Linked DNA regions of Mus musculus: regions 1 and 3 are each linked to region 2. A link is a loop called in an ENCODE intact Hi-C map of the cell type or tissue named here. Cell type or tissue: left cerebral cortex. All regions are shown on one strand. Each heading gives the region's core, and the rest is flanking DNA. Links, peaks and the distances in the headings are about the cores only.

Region 1 (5,331 bases), core at 271-5,270, 71 kb before region 2:
GATAGATAGATAGATAGATAGATAGATAGATAGATAGATAGATAGATAGATAGATAGAGAAAGAAAGAACTCTATGCCATTTTCACTTACTAATTCAACCAAGTACTCAAATACTTAAAGAGAAATTAATACAACTTCTCAAAAATTTCTAGCATAGATAAAAAAATTTAAAAAAAAACAACTAACAAACTGAATTCGACAGAACATTAAAAGTATCATTCACAACTCAGCAGGTAAAGATGCTCACTGCCAACTCAATAACTCAAGTCCAATTTCCAGAAACACACAGTGGATGAGAAAATTATTCTCTCAAGTTTCTTGCTACCTTCACATGGTCATGGTGGCATGTACACACACACATACAGAGAGAGAGAGAGAGAGAGAGAGAGAGAGAGAGAGAGAGAGAGAGAGAGAGAGAGAGAGAGAGAGAGAGAGAGAGAGAGAAAGAAAAGAGAGAAAAAAGCAGCACTTGTCACGATCGAGGAGGGTTTGCCTCTGGGATACAGCAATGGTTCAATATATATGATAAACCCACAGCAGACACCATTTTCCTTGCTGACAAGCTGAAAGTGGTTCTCTAAGATGGGGAATGCTCTCCCTGCTTCTATTTAAAGCAACACTGGATGTCCTAAGCAGAGCAGTTGGCAAGAAAAGAGAAAAGTGTACCCAGATCTAGAAAGAAGCAGCAGCAGTGTGTTCTTCGCAGACAACTGGTAGAAAACTCTAAAACAGTGGCTCTCAACCTTGCTAATGCTGTGGGCCTTTAATACAGTTCCTCACATTGTAGTGATGCCCAACAATAAAATGATTTCATTGCTACTCTATAACTTTAAATTTGCTACTGTTATCAATGGTAATGTAAATCTATGATATGCAGGATGTCTGATATGTGACCCCCAAGGGGTTGAGACCCACATCTCTAAAAGCCCCATCAAAAAAGAACATAAAGAGTGTCGCTGATGTACCTGTTCAGTAAAGTTGAAAGATGGAAAATACAGCACAGACATCGTCTTGGACACTAACAATGAACTATTGAAAGGTAAGCTCCAAAAGCAATCTCATTTATAGTTTCATTAGCAGGGGTAAAATATTTATAAATAAGTGTAACCAAGGATGTGAAAGACATGGATGCTGAAAATCTCAAACCTGGAGACAGAAAATGGAAGTCTTTTCTGTGTTCCTGGACTGCTAGAATTAATATTGTTGAAATATTAACGAGCGTTGTAGGTTCAAAGCAATTCCAATGAAAAGGGCAACAGCATTTTTTTTTCCCAGAAATATAAAAATCAATTTCGGGCTAAGGAAATGGTTCCATGGCTAAGTGCTTGCTGTACAAGCATGACAACCTGAGTTCAGATCCCAGTACCCGTAAAACCCTACAATATCAGCAGTTGCAGAGTGGAGACAAGGATCCTAGAGGCCTCGCTGGCCAGCCAGTCCATCCGTGAGGAGCTTTAGGCTCTGTGAAAGACAGAGTACCAAAAACTAATGATAATATGGTGGACAAAATAGACATCCATGCTGACTTTTGGATGAGGGTTGCCCTCTGCCCTCTACATGCACCTGCACACACATTCTCACATACATGCATACAAAAAGAATAACGATTTGACATTTGTTTGATATTCCAAAAGATGGCAAGATAGCTAAGCAAACTTGAATAATAACAAAAATGGAACCACCACACTCTGATTTTAGACTATATTGTGAGTCTGTACTATTCAACACAACATAGCTATGTCATTAAAAAGGAACCATAGGCATGAGGGACTTGAATGGAGAGACCAGAAGAAAACCCACATACACACTCTTGACATTTGCCTGAGAGTGCTGGGAATTAAAAAGGAGAGGCCAGGCTCTTCAAAACCTGCTTATCTGTAAGTAAAAGAGTGAAGGTGCCGTACTCCACTCAGTGAAAACAACTCAAAATTGTTCCTATGTGCTCTGTTCACAGAAAATAACTCCCAGAAAAACAAACAAAACAAAACAAAACAAAACAAAACAGTCCTTCTCAAAACTCCTAAAAAAATATGATAAGAACTCTTAAAATTTGCTCTTAGGATGCTGTTTCTTTTAATGCTACCAAGAATGCACCAATAAAAGCAAAAACAAACCAGTGGGTACATTAAACCAAAGAACAAACACATCTCTAGTAAGAGGCTAATATTAGAAAGAGTTTGTTCAACATAACTAAATTATTCCAATCTTTTTAGTGGGTCAAAGGCCTAAACAGATATTTTTGTAAAGAAGAGAGTCAAAAGTCAACAGAATCTAGAAAGGTACTTAATATCATCAACCAAAGCAATTCAAATCAAAACTGCAATAAGTATCATTCAATGCTTGCAAAGGCACAGGGAGACGCTCTGGGCACTTGGATGCTCTTGGCAGGAATAGAAACTGGTGAGACCATTATGAAAAACTGGAAGTACTTTGAAAAACTAAAAATAGAATAGCCATATGGTCCACCCACCTAGCTTCTGAGTGTATAGTCAAAGGAAATGAAACCAATATCTTGATGACACGCCTGTACTTCATGTTCATTGCACCATCGTACACAGTAGCCTAAACACAGTTGAAGAATGAATGAACACATACAGAAAACAGAAAATGTGGATAAAGAAACTGTGCTCAGTGGAGACTTACACCCTTGAATATAAGGCAATGCCTCCATCTAGACAAATTGAATGAACCTGGAAGGCACTATGACAATGAAAAGGCCAGAAAAAGCTGGAATGAAACTATGATCCTACTTACATAGGAAATCTAAAGAGTTGGGTTGACAGACACTGATAGTAGAATGGTGTCAGGGACTGGGGATTGGAAAAAATGGGAGAGGTAGATTAAAGATCCAACAATTTCTAGGGTTTTAATGGATAACATGATAATTCTACTGAATAATACTTGAAATTTGCCAAAAGACAGAATTGCAACTTCAAAACAAAATTAAAAGCAACAAAGTCTCATGAGGCAGTACAAGGTAGACTACCTTGACTCTGGTCATTGCTTCTCAATAGATACGTATACCAAATGTAATGGTGAGTGTCAACAGTCACTATGACATGGGCATGTCTGTGGAAGATTATGCTTACTATAGTAACTGAAGTGAGACAATCCATTCACTATCGGTGGCACCATTCCCCAGAAAGAGAACTGAGATGTAGCATGCATTCATTATTCTGTGCCGTTGGCTTTATGACTAGGGATGTGGTGTGAGCAGCTCTTCCAAGATCCCGTAAACTTAATGTCCCTGCTAGGATGTTCAGCACCCTTGGACTGTGATCCAGAATAAGCCATTCACCTTCAAACTGATCTTCTCAGAGTGTTTTCTCACAGAAACACGAAAAATATCAACATAGGGAAGACCACAATACACATCTTAAGTAAATTACATCTTAATAAAGCTGAGAAAAAATGTCTATTATGCTGAATAGTTATGAAAATAACTACTCATAATTTAAATTTCCTCATGGATTTAAATTACAGAGGATATAGCTTGCAATTATATATTTAAACAGTTTTGATGCTTATGGAATATTTTTATATAATTAATTCTCTGTTCCTGAATTTTTACTTTTGTTCATTTTAATCAAATAGGGAACATCTTAAAGTAGTTTTTTCCAATAAAGGCACATCTGATATAATGTCTAATGATTGTAGAGGTTATAAGTATGTAAGACATGTTTTATATGCTTTATATGATCAATATTTTAAAAATAAACTAGTTTTTAAAGTATTTATTTACCAAGTGTGTGTGTTCACCTTTTCCATGTCACACATGTGGAAATCAAGAAAAATTGTGGGAGTCAGTTCTCTTCTTCTGTTACAAGGGTCTCTGGGGTCAAACTTGGGTCATCATGATTAGCAAGAAGTACCTTTACCCACTGAGCCATCTTACCAGCCCCACCATTCCTTTTAGGATTTAAAAACAAATCTTCATGACATTGGAGCTCCACATAAGGCACTACTAATTATTGCCTCAATTTTCTTTTGCAATCTATAAACCCTCAAACAACACATGTAGCTTATAGCCCAAATGGGCAACATTTTCAGTGAAGGAAGTAGCACTAAAAACATTTAATATTTAGCATTGTTGAAAATAAGTCAAAGATAAGCAGCATCCCTATCCCCACCCTTACCCCATCCCTACCCCACCCCCATCCCCACCCCATCCCCACTCCTATCCCTCCCCCTCCCCTCCCCCACCCCAGCCCCACCCTCATCCCCTTTGGTAGCAAACTTCCCTTCTGTTGGCCATGACTGTTTTGTTTTGTAGTGAGGTTGCAGAGTCAGTGAGAGCAGCATGCATTCCATGATTACTTTCTGTGACAGCATGAGGCCTTGTAACCTGCACAATCAGATTCTTTATTTCTGCCAAGCCTTCTTCTGCATCATGTTATTTCTATTCTGTTGAACTTGATGCTGATTATACCTGGAAAGTGTATAAGTGTCTTCTTTTATTTCTTTGAGATAATTGTCATCTTGGAGGCTTACAGCTGAATAAGTTCACCCTTTCCAGTTCTTTCTGATCTTTGGCTGGCTGGTTCAACTCAGCTGTTCTGGCCCAAACTCCTCTCCAAGCTGACTGATTCAATCTGGCTTCTCTTAGCTTCATCCTGCAGCTCAGGGTGACCAACAAGTAGTACTTTTTGACTTCCAGGTGCTGGGATCACACACCCAGACTCACATTGGTTTCCTTTTTTTGTGTCAACCTGCTTTTTAACCTCAGTTAAGCTTTGCCCTAGCCATCCCTCATGTCTTGTGGGCCCATCTAAGAGAAGGCTAGGAAGTTTTGTGTCTACTCAGGATGAGTTCATGCTATTCACATACCGAATCAATCTATAGTCATATTCTCCATGTGCAATCTGTTGCTAGCTAAAATTATCTTGCTAATTTATTTAGGTTATTATCTGTCTACTTACCAGACTGTTGTAGAAACTTCGGGAGAGCAAGAGATCTGAGAGTCATATTTACTATTCTATTCCCAGAACACTGGGCAAGTGCTTGGCACTCAGTAGTCGCTCAATAAGCATCAGTTAGAGAAGGAATGGAGAGTTGAGCACACATTCCATAGATGGTCAGAGTAGCATCCACCACCCCTGAAGAATAAGGACTGGAGATGGGCAGGATATGGTGGCATTTAGAAAAAATGTCAGGTGTCCAGAATGACACCCCATGGCGGGAAGACCACAGCTACTATCTCCCATATCCCCTTGCGCTCTTCTCCTCCTTCCAGCCGCATATGAAACGATCAACATTCCTCCAGTGACAAGAGAGATGTAAGAGGCTAGACAGGATCACTCATCCCTAGAGCTCATTTTCCAAGAATTCATG
Region 2 (5,331 bases), core at 55-5,054:
AATCCCCAGTAGGCAAGCAAACATAAAGGGCAGGCAGTGCTGGGATGGGTGGCCTATAAAGACAAGGAAATCTGTGTGGATTCCTGGATACCCAGTCAGTTCAGCCAAAGCAATGGCTCTGGGCTTAGGGAGAGATCCTATCTCAAAGAAAGATAAAGTGGAGAGGGACTGAGAAAGACTCTGACCACCACACATATACATGTGTACTGATATGCATAAGTACTATATGCACACATGCACACTCGTGTCTATACATTAAGTAATGAGAGAGAGAGCGCGCGCGAGAGAGAACACATTGTGCCTTGTGTCCTATCTGCTCTCAAGCCAGCCTTGCAGAAGCCTAGGAACCTGACTAGATTCCTCCTTGTAGGATTTGAAGGAAGAGCAAGAGACGAGCTGTGGCTACCTCATCTATTACAGACTAAATAGTGTCCCCCTAAATTATATGCATAAGTCTTAAACACCAGTACCCCAGAGTGTGACATTACTTAAAGATGGGCTCTTAAAATGAGGTCCTTAGAGTTAAGACCCCAGTGCTCTGTGACTAATAACCTTGTAACAATAGAACCACCAGATAGTGACAGAAACACTCAGGACACTGACATGGTGGCCTAGGCACAAATAGAAACAATGTGGCTTCGAACAAGGACTGGGCACTGTGAGCATCCAGGAAAAGACAAAGGAAGGCTCTACCCAGAATCCAGGGGAGCAAGATTCTGGACTCTCAGCCTCTGGTATTATGAGAGGAAAGATTTCCATGTGTTTAAGCACCCTGCTTGTGGTTCTTTGTTAGAGCAGCCCTAGAAGACCCATACACTGCCTACCGCCACCCTCCTCCTCCTCTTCCTTCTCAGCTTCCATGTGGAAGCCTCTGAAGACAGTGTTGTGTAATCCACAATGTTTCCACGTGCTTATCCATCAAACACGTATTGACAAAAATGCAATAGGAAACAGTAACGGAAAGGCACAGCAGAGGCGAGAAACCGCAGTGACAGGCGGTGGCCGGGTCTGCTCGGGAGTCATGGGAAGACAGTCGCTTCTCCTTGCTCTCCAGCATCCCCTTTCTCACCATATCCTCTGAGGCCCTTTCTCATTGTGGAAAGAAAACCAGCTGTGTGAACCTGGTAATTGAGTATCCTGAGATTCGCGTGCACAAGTGTGTGTGCGCGCACACACACACACACACCACACACTTGTAGAGTGTTACTTTCCTGATTTCTGTGACCAAACACTGGCGATAAAAAACTTTAAGAATGGAAGTTTTGTTTTGACCCAGTGATAGGGAATAAAACAGGTCAAATCAGAGAATGCTCGGTGGCCAGAAGAGTAAGGTCAGCTATTGTCATTGCATTGTCAGGAAGCAGAGAACAGACAAGCAGTGTAGCCAAGCTGTGAGAACCTCAAGTCCTATCCCCCAGAGGCCCACTTCCCACAGCAAGGCTCCACCTTCTTAAGGTTGTACCACCAACTGGTGACTCACCATTCAAGTACATGACCTTATGTGGGATATTACACATCCAAACTACCACCTGTAAGTAGAGGGCTAATTGGAAAATGAAATAAAGTAAAATATAATGTGTGCCACGGAGATTGTGGTCACACCCGGAAGAGAGTTAGTATGTGCTGTCTTCTTGGGTGGGATACATCATCACCCACAAAGATCTGCCCCGTGTCTTGCCTGGGCTCTGTGACATAGACCAGTAGAGCAAAAATTATTTCCAACCATTGTCTTAGTGATAATTCTTGCTGCATATTCCCAAACTTTTCCTGCATTCTGATTATGTAAGAATTAAAAATAAGGTCACTCCAAATCTCAAATACAGCCATGAACATCTAGAAATGATTCTACAACACCCAAAATATTATCTCAGTTAATGGGATGGCTGATACTATTTATGCCGCGAGGACAGGAATGGAACTGGTCCCCGTGTTCGGTGGCTTACCTGAGCTGTGGGAAGTGCAAAATCAGGGGTTAGGGTTAGGGTTAGGGTTAGGGTTAGGGTTAGGGTTAGGGTTAGGGTTAGGGTTAGGGTTATAAAGATGTGATTTTTCAACTCGGCCGCAGACCTCGTTCCTAGATGTCATATCTAGAAGAATTCACAGGGAGCTCAGAGCTAGAAATAGAGAAGCAGGAAGAGGGCCTTGAACAAGAGGGGCAATCTGGAGGAAGCCAGCTGCTGCCCCTGCAATAGCCAGAGTGAGACTCCAACCCTGGGTTGGTCTGGCTCACTGCCGGCCCTCAAGAAGCTGGCCTGTTTCTTGAAACACCAATGATTCTTTAATTTGCAGAGCTGTGGGCATCTCCATATGCCACCTTGGAGTGGGATTGTCACACAACAGGCACAAGAGAATCACACCTCAGCACGGAGCTCAGTAAATTCACTGTGAAACATATTTCAGTTCCAAAGGCAATTTTCTAATTAGTAACGACACACAATGGTTTCCCAGTCTGTGAATACTTCTTTCTCTGGAGCTGGGTCCTGAGCTAAATTAAGCTTGAATATGTCACCAACCATGTTTCTGGTCCTAGACACAGGCTCCTCAAACTCCAGGCCCTTGGTTTGGATTGGAGTGTGGCACACAGACAGTGAGACACCAGGTCTGCCCCTTCTCCGAGGGCTACGCTCTTACAGGCTGATCTGGAACCTCCCTGGGTTTAGTAAGCAAAGAATTCATTCATCCATTTGACATTCATCAACATTCCTCAGGATGGTGCCCCAAAAAGACGGAGACTTTTCCTGTCAGAAGCTTACAGTCTTCTGGGAAACACGCAACTACTACTGCACAAACAGTTGGGTCACACAGAAAAGGCTATGAGAAGGATTCTAAGTCGACTGCGAAGTCGGAAAGATTTCCTGGTAGAAGTGATGTTTAAGCTCTGTGAGGTGGGCTTAAGTTTCCACCACGTCTCTTCTCTTAGGTATAAATTAATCATACTCTCTAAGATACCCGATCATATTTTATTGGACTGCTTTTGGTTTATTGTTCTGCTTATTTCTTTTATTTAAGCTTGTTCCTTGATGGTTTCATACATACAATTAATACTACTGGTTATTCTCATCTCCTACCCACTTTAAAATCTAGTTCCTGATCCTGTCTACCCTGACTTTTCCCTACAAATCTCTGCCTCAAACTGCTATTTGTTTGGGTTTATGAGCCACCAGGTCTAATTAGGGCCATCTGCGTGGACATGGTTTTGGAGCTATCTACGGAAGCCTGGTGGGCTCAGCAGAGGGTACTCAGCTAGAGACAGTAACTCCTCTACTCCTGGAATCTACCATAACCTATAATTCAGAAGTAAGCAGTGGGGCCCCAAAGCCCTTCCCCAGTCCATGACCGTTAACGGGACTAGTCTTGTGCAGGCCCAGTGCAAATGGCCACAGCTGCTGTAAGCCAGGAAGCTCACATAAAGAGAACATATGGTGTTTGTCCTTCTGGGTCTGGGTTAGCTCATTCAGTATGATTTTTTTCACAGTTGTTCATTTACCTGCAAATCTCCTAATTTATTTTATTTAATAGCTGAATCAAATTGCATTGCGTATATGTATATTTCAATATCCATTCATCAGCTGATGGACACCTAGGCCGCTTCTGCTTCCTGGCTGCTGATACTAGAGCAGCAATGAGGATGACTGTATAAGTATTTCTGTGGGATAGTGTGGGGTCCTTTGTGTATGTGCCTAGAAGCTGTACATCTGGGTCCTACTATGGTTTTATTTCTAGTGTTGTTTTCTGTTAATAAATCCTCAGATTGATTTCCAAAATGACTACAGAAGTTGACATTATTGCCAACAATGCAAGGGTTCCACTTACCCCCACAGGCCAGCCTTTGTGGTTGGTCATCTGTATTTTTGACTAGGTTGAGATGGAATCTTAATGTAGTTTTGATCTGCATTTCCTGGATAGTTGAGGGTGATGAACACTTTCTAAGTTGTTCCTAGCCACCTGTGATTTTTCTTTTGAGAACTTTGTCACAGGTCCATAGACTGCTTTTTAAATTGGGTTGTTTACTTAAAGTCCACTATTTTTTATGTCTTTGTATATCCTACGTACCAAATTTGTCTAAAGTGTCACCTATAAAGATTTCCTACTGTTCTGCTGGCCGCCTCTTCATCGTAGTGATGTTTTCCTTTGCTGTACTGAGCCTTCTTCTTTGTCTATTGTTGATCTTATTTTCAGCACTGCTAGAATCTGATTCAGAAAGACTCTACCTATGCCTGTATGGTAAGGAAAACTTCTTGCTTGAGCAGTTTTCAGAGTATTTAAGTCTTTGATCCAACTAGAGTTAAGGGTGTTTGTTTGTTAGATTTATTCATGTTTTATTTGTTTGTGTTTTGCCTGCATGTCTGTCTGTGCGCGTGCGCGTGCGCGTGCGTGTGCGTGTGCGTGTGCGTGTGCGTGTGTGTGTATGTGTGTGTGTGTGTGTGTGTGTGCGCGTTGGAGTGAGGTCAGAGGAAACTGTATAGAAGTCAGTCCTCTTTATCCAGGCATTGAACTCAGGTCATCAGCTTTGTTGGAAAGTCCATTTGCAAATATTTTATTAAGACTTTTAAAAACATAATCCATGTTCATCAGGAAGATGAATCTGCAACTTTCTTTCATTTTATCTTTATCAGGAAATTACTGGATTCATAAGAAGAGTTTGGAGTGTTCCTTACTGTTCTAGTTTCTGAAATACTCTGAGCAGTATGGGTGTTGGTTCCTCTTTGGAGTTCTGTTGGATTTCTACAGTGAGTTCTAATTTGGCTAACGAAGGTTTGCCAGTCTTATCTTTTCAAAGAACCAACTTTTCATTTCATTGATACTTTGTGGGGGTTTTGTTTGTATTTTATTAATTTCTGTCTTGATCTTAATTATTTTTCCCTATCAACTGCTTTAGGGATTGGTTTATTCCTGTTCTTCTGAGACATTAATCATTGGATGACTGATCCTGGTCATTTCTTAGTTAGGAAAAATATATTGATGCTTTAGTCTCATCACTAGTTACAGATTAATTTAAGCATTTCCTCTTGGTTTAATTTTGACAGATCAGATGCACCTGGAAAAACATATTTCTTTTGAATTCTCCAACTCAGTGGAATATAGGTTTTTAAGGTTTCCATGTGGTTTTCCACATTTCTTTGGTGTCCATTGTAATACCTCTACTTTCATTACTAATTTTATTTACTTGTGTTCTCTTTCTATTACTTTAGATTAATTTAGCTAAAGCTTTGCCAGTCTTGCTTATCCTTTCAGAGAGCAAACTTTTCATTTCATTGATACTTTGTAATTTTTTTTGTATTTGATTAATTTCTGCCTTAGTCTTAATTATTTTCTCCATCTACTGCTTTG
Region 3 (5,331 bases), core at 146-5,145, 120 kb before region 2:
ACCCAGGGTGGTAGGCCAATTATAAAATTAACACTGTTCATGTCTGCTCCGCCAAGTAGAAAGTAACTACTTTACAAAGAGACTAGGCATCCAAAATTAAACAGGGAGGGAGAACCTACTAATTCTCTCTCTCTCTCTCTCTCTCTCTCTCTCTCTCTCTCTCTCTCTCTCTCTCTCCTCTCCTCTCCCCTCCTCCTTTCTCTTCTCTTCCCCTTTCCTCTTCTTCCTTCCTTCCCCTCTTCTCTCCTCCCCTCCATTCCTCCCTCCCAGCATCATAATGCTGGTCTCAGAATCTCCAAGGCAGATGGAAGGGGTTGGGGGTGGGGAATGATAGAGAGACAGAAATAAGTTTACATCATCAAATACTTCCTCCCACTCCTCAATTGTTTCTTTTCCCTTTCTCCTTCCCTCCCTAACCCTGCATACTTGTGCCTCCCCCTCCCTCCCTCCCTCCCTCCCTCCCTCCTTACGCCACTCCTCACCCCCCCCCCCGTGTGTGTGTGTGTGTGTGTGTGTGTTTAGGTACATGTGCAGGTGTGTGGACAGGTGTGAGCACACATGAGTTCAACATCAAAAGCCTTCCACAATATTTCTCCACCTTAAATTTTTTTGAGATAGCATCTCTCACTGAACCTAGAAAAAGCTGATGAATCCAGATTGGCTGGCTAGTGAGGCCCCTGTGCTAATTCTGTCTGTACCTCCCAGAGCTGGGATGATGGGTCTGCGCTGCCACTCCCAGCTTTTGTCACAGGATGAGTGCTTACTGACTGAGCCACCCCCCAAGGCCTTCTCCTGCCACTTCTGTTAGAGATGTCAGTCTTTCCACTGTCTCCTAGGAACTGTGTCCAAGTAAGATCTGGTGAAATCAAAGGAACACCAGAGTCTGGGATATCTGAGTTTGAACCACTCCTCCATTGCTAAAAAGCTTTGTGACATCAGACAAGTTAGCTTACCTCTCTGAGGCTCCCAGTTCCCATCTGAAAACCAGGAACAAATAGACACTATTTACCTGTGGTAGCATCCTGAACAGGGAAGAGATGACACCTAGTTAAGGTTGCTGAATGCCACATCTTGCAGAGTATACATAAAACCTGACGTCAGTTGAGGGTATTTAAGATTCAAATGGAACTGGCTACATCCCCCACTTGCAGAAGGGAACCCATTCTCTCAGAAGGCTCTTGGATGAGGTATGACTCCTCCTCCAGATCGCCTTCAAATACTTTCAACTTGGGGTTCGCTTTATTATCCAATGATGAGAACCTTCCTCTCTATGCATGTTCTCTGAGTTCAGGAGGCTTGTGCTGAAATGTGGGTAACAAGGAAGTGCACCACGCGGCACAACAACCTCAATCGACATTATCACTTTCCCAAGAACCTTCATCTAGAAAGCAGGATTCCCTCTCAGCCTGTCTGCACTTCCAGCCATCTTACCACCTTCCTTTCCCTGGCTACCAGCCTCACTCTCACCCAAACTCTAAATCCCTCTCCATGTCTTACTCAGAGCAGGTTGGCTGGTTTTTCTTACTTTGCTGTATCTTCTCCCATCAATTTGGGAACTTCATCTTTTGCTTCAGAACTACTCCATGTCAAAGTATTTTCCGGAACACTCAGGCCTCTCCCTGTGCAGAGGTCTGGGGACACTAGTTACTCTGATGTATCCTCCCTGACTTGTAGACCCAAGATCAAAAGATGTCTAAGGACATATTTCTCCAGCCCTCTTTTCTCTCATGCTATCTCTTTGCCATCTGCACTGAGGCTCCATCATCCTCTGCTGCCCACTTCTCTCGACTTCCCGGAAGTCACTCCTTGTGCCACCTGAGCCAATCCCCGCAGAAGCCAGCTAGGATTGGCCAGAGACACCAACCTCATCCTTATTGGCTGTTTCATTGGCTTTTTTGGTCATGAACTTCTAAATAAGCTGTCTTAGTTAGGGTTTCTATTCCTGCACAAACATCATGACCAAGAAGCAAGTTGGGGAGGAAAGGGTTTATTCGGCTTACATTTCCATACTGCTGTTCATCACCAAGGAAGTCAGGACTGGAACTCAAGCAGGTCAGGAAGCAAGAGCTGATTCAGAGGCCATGGAGAGATGTTCTTTACTGGCTTGCTTTACCTGGCTTGCTCAGCCTGCTCTCTTATAAAACCCAAGACTACCAGCCCAGAGATGGTCCCACCCACAAGGGGCCTTTCCCCCTTGATCACTAATTGAGGAAATGCCTTACAGTTGGATCTCATGGAAGCATTTCCTCAACTGAAGCTCCTTTCTCTGTGATAACTCCAGCTGTGTCAGGTTGACACAAAACTAGCCAGTACATAAGCCCTCCCCCATCTATCTAATTCTTTTGTTCTTGCGCTGCAACCACCTCCCACCATCCCATCCCTCCCCACTTCCTTCCCAGATGCTTACTCTCTGCCCACCTCAATCCTGTACTCATGTTCCAGTCAGTAAGTAACTCCTCCCACTCCCAGTGGGCTGCCCAACCATCTCAGCATCCATTCTAACAGTTCAACCTCCCACAGGGCTGATGTGCCCTACAGACTTCTCTTCGGCTACAGTCCTCCCACAGCCCTGCTCTCATTTGAGAAACCCTTTTGGAACTCTGGCTGAACTAGGAGCTCAGGAACCCAAGCAGCTCCCATTCCTCCCTCTGTCTCTACTGGCCAGCCAGCTGCTCTAGGATCTTCATGTGGTTAATGGAGCCGTCAGCCCCTCCCCTCCCCTCCCCTCCCCTCCCCTCCCCTCCCCTCCCCTCCCCTCCCCTCCCCTCATCCCTCTCATCCTCCTCATGCATCCAACCACTCATTCATTCAGCTGGGTCCCTTACATCTCCCTTATTCCTGTGCCTTTATGTAACATCTATATGCTGGCAACTCTAAGCTTTTCATTTAAGCCCAAAGCTTTTTTTCCCTCCATTATAGGCTCATGTCTCTTGCTGCCCACTCGACAACATTTCTTCTTACTTATCTTCCAGACCTTTCATCCTTAACATATCCAGCAGAGAATTCTTACCTCCTCCCACTGTAAGGCTGTTTCTTTCCTAGTGGATTACATATTAGTAAATGGCTTCCTTACATAAGGTAGAAACAGAAGCCTCACCTTGCTCTCTCTCCTCTCTCCCCAATTCATCTGGTAGTCATGTCAGAATTACTTGATCTGAAATCTAGCCAAACCTGTCCTTTACTTCCCCATCACTGCCACCTCGTCCATCTGGTCTGTGATCATATTTTGTGTGCATGTGTGTGTGCATGACTCTGGCAGTTTGTTCTCCTCCAAATTTACCCATATCCTCCCTGATAAAAAAGTCTTAAAAGGCACACTGAGGAAGTTGTTCTCTTACAGGAGGCCAGTTAGCAATCTTCACATTCCTTATCACATTTATAAGTATTAACGGTGTTCTTTAAGCAGAAGAGAGACCGATTCATTCCATTGTTCGTAGAGGGGTGTACATGCAGCTCAGAGCAAGTGGGTCCTGGGTTGCTAACAGGTTGTGAAGTGCATCATCTGGAGAGGAGCACGAGTGTGCATAGAACATTCAGGTAAGGGTCGCAGGCTCACAAATGCATTACTAGATGACAGGTGTGTATGTGTAGCCCAAACCTGGTGGAGTCAAAGGTTACTAAACTCCCACTCTTGCTGTCCCAGAAGAATTTGTTGAAAATCCAAAGTCCTTTCATTTTTTAACTGCTCCTTTTCCAGGTCTGTCTATGAAAATGCCATGGCTTTCAGCTCCTCAAATAAAGGACCAATCTAAATCTTATTGGTCTTGGAGATTTTGACTTCTGCTTTCTTAGCTCTATGAAGCCTTTTTCTGAAGCTGACTCTTAAACTAAGCCTTAGCATGGATTTTACCTCTTCACAGAAGCCTTCTTCAACACCCCCTTTTAAGTTTGCACCTATAGATCATTAATATCATCTAGCATTTCAACCTGGGTCTCTCCTTTATAACACTTAAACTCTTTTTGTTTTTCTGTTTCTTAATTGTTTTGTGCCTGTCTCCTCCTTGAGTCATAGACCATATCTGTTAGCTCAACATTGGATTCCCTAGACTGATAACTTTATCTGACATATAGTAATAACTACTCAATAAATAATCATTGAATCAATAAATGAGTGGTTGGAAAAATGAATCTATTGATATAATATGTATTGCATGTTGGACAAAATATTATCCTTATTCTCAAGGGAAGAGCAAGCAGATAGAATACAAGCGCAATGGCAATAACATTATTTCTTCTGTGACAAGCATGGGTTAAATAGCATGAAAGCCTGGGCTGAAAGGTCATGGAGCTTCAAGCTTCAAGCACCTTCAGGATGGAGAGTTGGTCAATATGATTTTTTTAAAACTGCATTGCATTGATTTATTGGTGTGTTCATCCAAATGCAGGTGCGTGGACAGAGGTCAGAGGACAGCTTGGGGGAGTCTCATTCTATCCCGTGGGTCCTTGGGATCAAACTCAGGTCATGAGGCTTGGCCACAAGCACCTTTACCCAATGAGTCATCTCAAAAACCACAGTTAGGTTTTTTTCTTTTTTTCATTTTTAAAAAAATTAAATTGAGATCACAGTTTATTCTTGCCTTTTATCTTGAAGTCAACCCAGGTAATCGGTTGATATTAAAGATTAGAGCTAGAAATTTTGATTATCAGCATGAAATGCTGTCCTAGTATTTGTAAGAAGAAGAAGAAGAAGAAAAAAAGGTAAGATATTTCTTGTACTTGACCCTCCAAAAATTACACTGCTGTCCAATGTGCTGATTCTATGAAAGTAAAGTCACGTGTTACAAATGCAAATGAATGAATTGGATTAAGGAGAGAACAGGGGCCTCCTATCATAGAGAACCATACTGTTCTTAACGTAGAGGAGAGTCATCTCAGGCTGCATTACACTGAAGTAGCAGATGATCTGAAAACCTTAATGGCTTCCACCTCATAAACTTATTTCTTTCTATGCTACACGGATGTTATATTCTTCTTTATTTAGTGACCCACACTGAAACAGCAGCTCTGGTCAAGGATGTGTTGATGCTGAGGCAGAAGAAGAAAGAGAAATTTCGCAACTGAATGCTGGCTCTTAAAGTATATGTAAAGTATAAAATAACTTATGTGATAACATCTCATTGACCTGAGTCTATCATATGGCCAAGGCTGACATCACTGCCTCAGATATCAAAGTTCCTGCAAATAGAAAAGTAAAAAACACCAGAAAGACTGACCTGCATGTAGCTCAGACCTGCAGAGCCAGAATTTAGAATTTCCTGTACAATCCTCCACCATGGGCATGAACGAAGCAGTCATTTCCCCTTTAAGACCAAATTAATATATATTCTAATC

Evidence for each region. Peaks named below come from ENCODE experiments on the same cell type or tissue, not always from the same donor. Only the 100,000 strongest peaks of a DNase experiment are listed, where the experiment ranks them.
Region 1: it touches region 2 in a loop (2.6-fold over the local background); 2 of 42 quality-filtered maps call a loop at or near these places.
Region 3: a loop joins it to region 2, with 6 times the contacts of the local background. A loop is called at or near these places in 3 of 42 quality-filtered maps.

The regions. Positions count from the first base shown.
Region 1 is chr9:48,026,354-48,031,684 of GRCm38, reverse strand. No RefSeq gene overlaps it. Among named protein-coding and RNA genes, the nearest start is that of Gm32016, 90 kb to the right of the region's middle. In left cerebral cortex, for the core only: no CTCF peak of the experiment used is centred there; DNase peaks (open chromatin) are centred at 640 and 2,463; H3K27ac peaks cover 1,906 bases.
Region 2 is chr9:47,955,046-47,960,376 of GRCm38, reverse strand. No RefSeq gene overlaps it. Among named protein-coding and RNA genes, the nearest start is that of Gm32016, 18 kb to the right of the region's middle. In left cerebral cortex, for the core only: no CTCF peak of the experiment used is centred there; a DNase peak (open chromatin) is centred at 2,315; H3K27ac peaks cover 826 bases.
Region 3 is chr9:48,070,435-48,075,765 of GRCm38, reverse strand. No RefSeq gene overlaps it. Among named protein-coding and RNA genes, the nearest start is that of Gm40518, 86 kb to the left of the region's middle. In left cerebral cortex, for the core only: no CTCF peak of the experiment used is centred there; DNase peaks (open chromatin) are centred at 1,391, 1,858, 2,482, 3,014 and 2 more places; H3K27ac peaks cover 4,296 bases.